Regions from separate parts of the Homo sapiens genome. Here region 1 is linked to region 2. Evidence: chromatin contacts called from ENCODE Hi-C or POLR2A ChIA-PET data. All regions are on one chromosome and are shown on one strand. The core of a region is the stretch at or near the end of the contact, and the rest is flanking DNA. Distances in the headings are between cores, read along the strand shown. Region 1 overlaps DAP (death associated protein). Region 2 overlaps ANKRD33B (ankyrin repeat domain 33B).

Region 1 (2,700 bases), core at 101-2,600, 110 kb before region 2:
CTCAGCTGACTAAGCTACACCTTTCAGATATCAGCTGAAATCTCACTGGCCCTCCAAACCAGTTTAAACCCCTGCTGTGTGCTCCTTTAGCACCTTGGCCTTCCCCTTCATAGCACTTGGCTTAAATGTAAATGCCCAGTTGAGTTTTCATTATTCATTTGACATTGAGCCCCAGCCACCTCAGACGTTGCAAACTGGCCGACTGACTTGGGGACAGACCCATGGCTTTTTTTAAGGCCAGTCCCCTCTGACTTCTCCATGTGGGTTTTGAACTTAGCCTGCCATCCTTCCCTCTTATAGTTGTGGGAATTCAGATCAAGAAAGGAGGAAGCGCGTGACCAGGTTACCTAATTAGGGGAGGACACAGGATGTTCGTGTTGTTCATGAAGATGGACCTGAAGCATGCCGTGTGCATCGGGTTTTTCTGGGCTTTTCTGGAATGCTGAGCCCTTTTCTCGAGGGCAGTGCTCCCACCTACAGCATAGGATCAGGTGCACACATCTGTTGGCCTCTTCATTAGGTACAATTTAATGTATTAAATTTGGATACTGTTTCTAGGTTAGTAAAAGTGTGTCTTTATCAAATCCGATCATCATTTTTGTCTCATAAACAAGAGACAAGAAATTCTTCCAGGTAAAATGTTTCTCAACTGCCTCGTCACTGATTAGTAAAGTGAGTTTGTCTTAACAAGTCCATCTCTGTCCGATTTTCTGACAAACCAGGTAACATTTGAATAAATTCTCAAGATTGTGCCCAAGCCATATAAGGCATTAATGCATTTGAGGTTTGGATTTGAAAGCATCAGCTGCAGTTAGGAGCCCAGGCTTCGGTGTCACACTTGTGAGTTTGGTTCCTAGCTTCTCCTCTTACTCACTGTGTAGCCTTAGGCAGGTTATTCAACCTCTCTGTGCATGTGTCCTTATCTGTAAACTGTGATTATTAATAATATTACCTAAGCTGACTGTTGTGAAGATTACATGAGTTAATGTGTCTCCAGTACATAGAATAGTTCTGGGCCCAGAGTCAGAAAGAAATACTAGCTATTATTAGTAGTATGTTCATTAGTAGTTGATGTATCGCCATCATTTTATAGTCAAGCACCTAGAACTAAAAGTTATCCTAACACCCTGTAAGTGGATGGCTGTGGTTAATACAGAATATTTAGGCAAAATGTGTTTATGAAGACACTTCTGCCTGTTCTTGTTGTGTACTGCTTTCCATGTTGTGCTGTTGGATGCAAATGCCGATGTGAGCTAAGCTCTCTGCAGTCCAGAGGGCGGAGGTGACTGTGGCTTCTTTCTCATCTACCTAAAATGATGCATATTTGAGAAATGCTTTGTTTCTGGGGCTCTCACATGATTCAGGGGCAGTAAATCCCCAAAGGAATGTCACTTTTTTTATGGCTCATGGAACTAATGTCTCACCAAGCACACCTGGTCCAGCATACCCACCTAACCAAGGATTTCATAATTTGTGGAATTTTTCAACACATAGGTATATCAAATCATAACAAAAGAAAATCAGCACTCAAAGGTATGACTGCACCTTACATTTAAATCTGCTTCTCTCCCCATGAAAGATGATACTGAGTAGGAAAGGAAAACTGCAGGAGGGCAGAGAGCATCTTAGACCAAAGTTGAGTTCTCCTTTCTCTATGAAAAATGCCCGTTGTCTGACAGGTTTCGCCCAGATAGTACACACCATGAGGGCATGTGGCCCTGCATGGAACTGCTTCTGTTTCATCACAAATGACAAGGCAGCTGAAAGGCTGGGGCCAAATGCACAGCCTTGTTCTCACACAGCAGTGGAGAGAGCCCAGGCTTCTGCCACACAGACTTGTCCTTCCAGTGACCAAACAGCACGTGACCCAGTGGTGGAGAAAAGGAGGATGGAGAAATGGATTCCCTAGCCTGGGCCTCCCACTAGATCACTGTGACCCCTATTTAGCCTCCGAGGTAAAACTCTTTCCAAAATGTGTAAACCACCTTCACCTCTACATAAAATATGGAACACAATTGCAACTCAGCCTTTAATACATGTGTCACGACCGTGTGTAGTGTGGGCCGCGGTGGGCTGATGCTAATGGAAGTTCTGCCCAAAAGGCTTCCTGATTCAAACGCATCAGGAAATGGGTGAAAGGAAGTTAATCTGGTTTCCTTAAGATGACTCAGAGCCCCATTACACTAAGGGGCATTTCAGTCTCTCAGAGGAGGATACAGGAAGTAGTGTTTCCAGAATTTAGTTGACCACAGGCTACTCAAATTGCATTGCAGGATGAGAGCCAGGCAGAATGTATTTTGGGCCACAATTCTGAGGTTGTGCATCCGACAGGTGTAGGAAGACCAGAGCTAGCCAGAAAGTTTGAGGACCCACGTGCTTGTCCTGGCTCCACTTCCTCCCATTCCCTCGACCACAGGGACTGTCTACCTCTAAGCTGCTTTCTCACCTGTATGAAAAGGAGGTCAGTGATGCTTGTGGGCTCCTGGCCCTGTACACTGCGCAGGAAAGACTGAGGGATCACAGGCAACGGGCTCTAGAATCAGTGAAAGGCCACACAAACAGAAGACAGGTGTTGGTGCTCAGTTCTATTAACCCAGAAAAGACCAAGATACAATTTGGGGAAAATTCCCTGATTACATTTGTTCTATTCTGCTTTGCCAAGGGTTTCACTTAATTGAATGAATCCAATTTTACTCTATA
Region 2 (2,753 bases), core at 44-2,543:
ATTGGGACATTCAGCCAATTTACATTTAAGGATAATATTGCTATGTGTGAGTCTGATCCTGTCATCACGATGCTAGCTGGTTATTTGCAGAGTTGTTTATGTTGTTGCCTCATAGTGTCACTTGTCTGTGTACTTCAGTGTGTTGTGGCTGGGAGTGTTTTTTTCCTTTCCATATTTAGTGCTACCTTCAGGAGCTCTTGCAAGCCAGGCCTGATGGTGACAAATTCCCTCAGCATTTGCTTTTCTGAAAAGGATCTTATTTCTCCTTCACTTATGAATACTTAGATTGGCTGGATATGAAACTGAGTTGGAATTTTTTTTTCTTTAAGAATGTTGAATATTGTCCCCCAATCTCTTCTGGCTTGTGGGGTTTCTGCTGAGAGGTCCACTGTTAGTCTGACGGGATTCTCTTTGTGGGTAACCTGGCCTTTCTCTCTGGCTGCCCTTAACATTTTTTCTTTCATTTCAACCTTGGAGAATCTGATGATGATGTGTCTTGGGGTTGATGGTCTCATGGAGCATCTTACTGGGTTTCTCTGCATTTCCTGAATTTAAATGTTGGCCTGTCTTACTAGGTTGGGGAAGTTCTCACAAATGATATCCTGAATTATGTTTTCCAAATTGGTTCCATTCTCCCCATGTCTTTCAGGTACGCCAATCAGTTGTAGGTTCGATCTCTTTACATAATCTTATATACCATGGAATACTATGCAGCCATAAAAAGGAACAAGACCATGTCCTTTGCAGGAACATGGATGGTGCTGGAAGGCATTATCCTTGGCAAACTAATGCAGAAACAGAAAAACAAACACTGCATGTTCTCACTTATAAGTGGGAGCTGAACGATGAGAACACATGGACACACAGTTGGGGATCAATGCACACAGGGGCTTATCAGGGGGTGTGAGGCAGGAGAGCATCAGGAAGAATAGCTAAAGAATTCTGCACTTAATACCTAGCTGATGGGTTGATCTGTGCAGCAAACCACAATGGGCATGGCACACTGCCTGTGTAACAAACCTGCACATCCTGCACATGTGCCTCAGAACTTAAACTAAAAGTTGAGGGGGACAAAAAGAAAGCAAGCATAATTAATTTTAAAGGGTGCTGGTACATAATTAAGTCATTCTGTTGTTTTGGTTTGGCTTAGTTTTTTTCTGGCCTGGAACAATCTGTTCGGCTTATGCCAAAAACAAAGATCCCCCAGGCATAGGCGAAACATGATATTTTCAAACTTTCCTATGAGTCAGCGAAGGCAGTTTCACTTTTGTCCTGGGACACGTAATTCCAGGAAGCGCTTCCCCTGCCCTGGTACACTCAGCCTTCTCCCTCTCTGTTTTCAGGCCATCACACCTGCTCGTTCACAGAGGAGGCAAAAAAATGGATGATGGACAGAGATTTCCAGAGTCGTAATCATCCAGATGGTGGCCACTAGAAAAGACCAGAGAAAATGTCCAGGGTTGGAGTGCAGGGATGAGCCCAGAAGATGACATTGCAAGCAATGGCTGAACCTCTGAAGATTCATTTCGTCTCTTAAGGGTGTCCAAGTCTCTCCTCTGCCCATCAGGCCCCACTGGAGGATTCTGAACCCCTCTCCTTCAGTTACTCCTTCAGGTAACTGCCTGTAGTAGGTTGAAATGTATCGCCCAGAAAAGACATGTCCACATCCTAACCCCGGTCGCTGTGAATGAGACTCTGTTGGGAAATAGCATCTTTATAGATCATAATTAAGGATCCTAAGATGAGATCATCCTGGAGATTTGAGACACAGATGTGCAGAGGACAGATGAGGACAGAGAGAGATTGGAGCGATGCTGTCACAGACCGCAGAATTCCCAGCTCTGCCAGAGGGAGCGTGGCCCTGCTGTCACCTGGACTTCAGACATCTGCCCCCCAGAATTGTGAGAGAATCAATTTCTGATGTTTAAGCCACCTACTTTGTGGTCATTTGTTACGGCAGCCTTCAGAAAAAAATCCACTGCCAATCTAGCACCACAACCACCTATGTCCCCCAGGCCGCTCCTCCACCTGGCCTCCTCCCTCCTCTCCTGCTCAGGATGTAACCCTCCGGTCTGGCCCCAACACAGCACCTCCCTCTGGCGTGACTCCCCTCCACCCTCCACAGTCACAGGGCACACTCGCTAGAGATAGGGATCCATGTTTGGTGTTTCCTCTCTGCTTAACAACATCTGCTCCTGCAGCTCTTGAGTTACTTGCCATAGGAAAAGCCCAGGACTGGCCCTGCTGGGTCCCACCAATCACCCGGGGAGTGAAATCCCAACTACTCAGCCCAGCTCCTTCAACTCTATTTGCAGTTCACCCATCCTCTACCAAGACAATCACCACTCCTGCTGCCTGTACCTGGAAGGCACTTTCCTACCCGCTCAACGGCAGTCAACTCCCACTTTCCCCGAAGGACCCACACACAAGGTTTCCCAGTGCCGAATCCCACCCACATCGCAGGCAGCTCTGGGTTCCTGACATGTATCAGTGAATTCCTTTCCTGTTACCTCATTTTCTTTCAAGGAGTCGTTCTTCTTAGGTTCATGTCTTACCCCACCTAATGAATCAAATACCCTCTGAGGGCTTCAGTTTTGAGGTCGTGAACCCCATGTGGCTCCCAGGGGCCTTCCAGAACATGTGCCCTCGGCATGCATGGGGATGAGTGCATGCACGAAGGGAATAACAAGTAGAAAGAAGAATGTGTTTTTGGCTGGGCGTGGTGGTTCACACCTGTAATCCCAGCACTTTGG

What was found. A loop is a pair of places that touch in the nucleus more often than their neighbours do. ChIA-PET counts read pairs that join two places held with the same protein, here RNA polymerase II (POLR2A). Pooled maps may share reads with other maps.
Region 1: a loop to region 2 is called in a pooled map, with 2.4 times the contacts of the local background. The contact joins two enhancer-like sites. A Hi-C loop is called at or near these places in 1 of 168 maps with a recorded cell type or tissue (OCI-LY7), 6 of 37 single-sample maps with no recorded cell type and 5 of 50 pooled maps. POLR2A ChIA-PET finds 5 or more read pairs at or near these places in 5 of 52 experiments (Caco-2, OCI-LY7, PC-9 and 2 more).

What each region holds. Positions count from the first base shown.
Region 1 is chr5:10,704,588-10,707,287 of GRCh38, reverse strand. The region is part of intron 2 of DAP (death associated protein); the gene reads left to right. Among named protein-coding and RNA genes, the nearest start is that of DAP-DT, 55 kb to the left of the region's middle. Within about 2 kb of position 1,350, at least 9 of the 41 ENCODE cell types and tissues checked have a DNase peak (open chromatin) inside an H3K27ac peak, as active enhancers do; they include PC-9, where a contact is called at or near this core.
Region 2 is chr5:10,594,476-10,597,228 of GRCh38, reverse strand. All of the region lies in intron 1 of ANKRD33B (ankyrin repeat domain 33B), which reads right to left. Among named protein-coding and RNA genes, the nearest start is that of ANKRD33B, 32 kb to the right of the region's middle. RefSeq lists enhancers at 1,531-1,590, 818-2,017. Within about 2 kb of position 1,293, at least 20 of the 41 ENCODE cell types and tissues checked have a DNase peak (open chromatin) inside an H3K27ac peak, as active enhancers do; they include PC-9, where a contact is called at or near this core.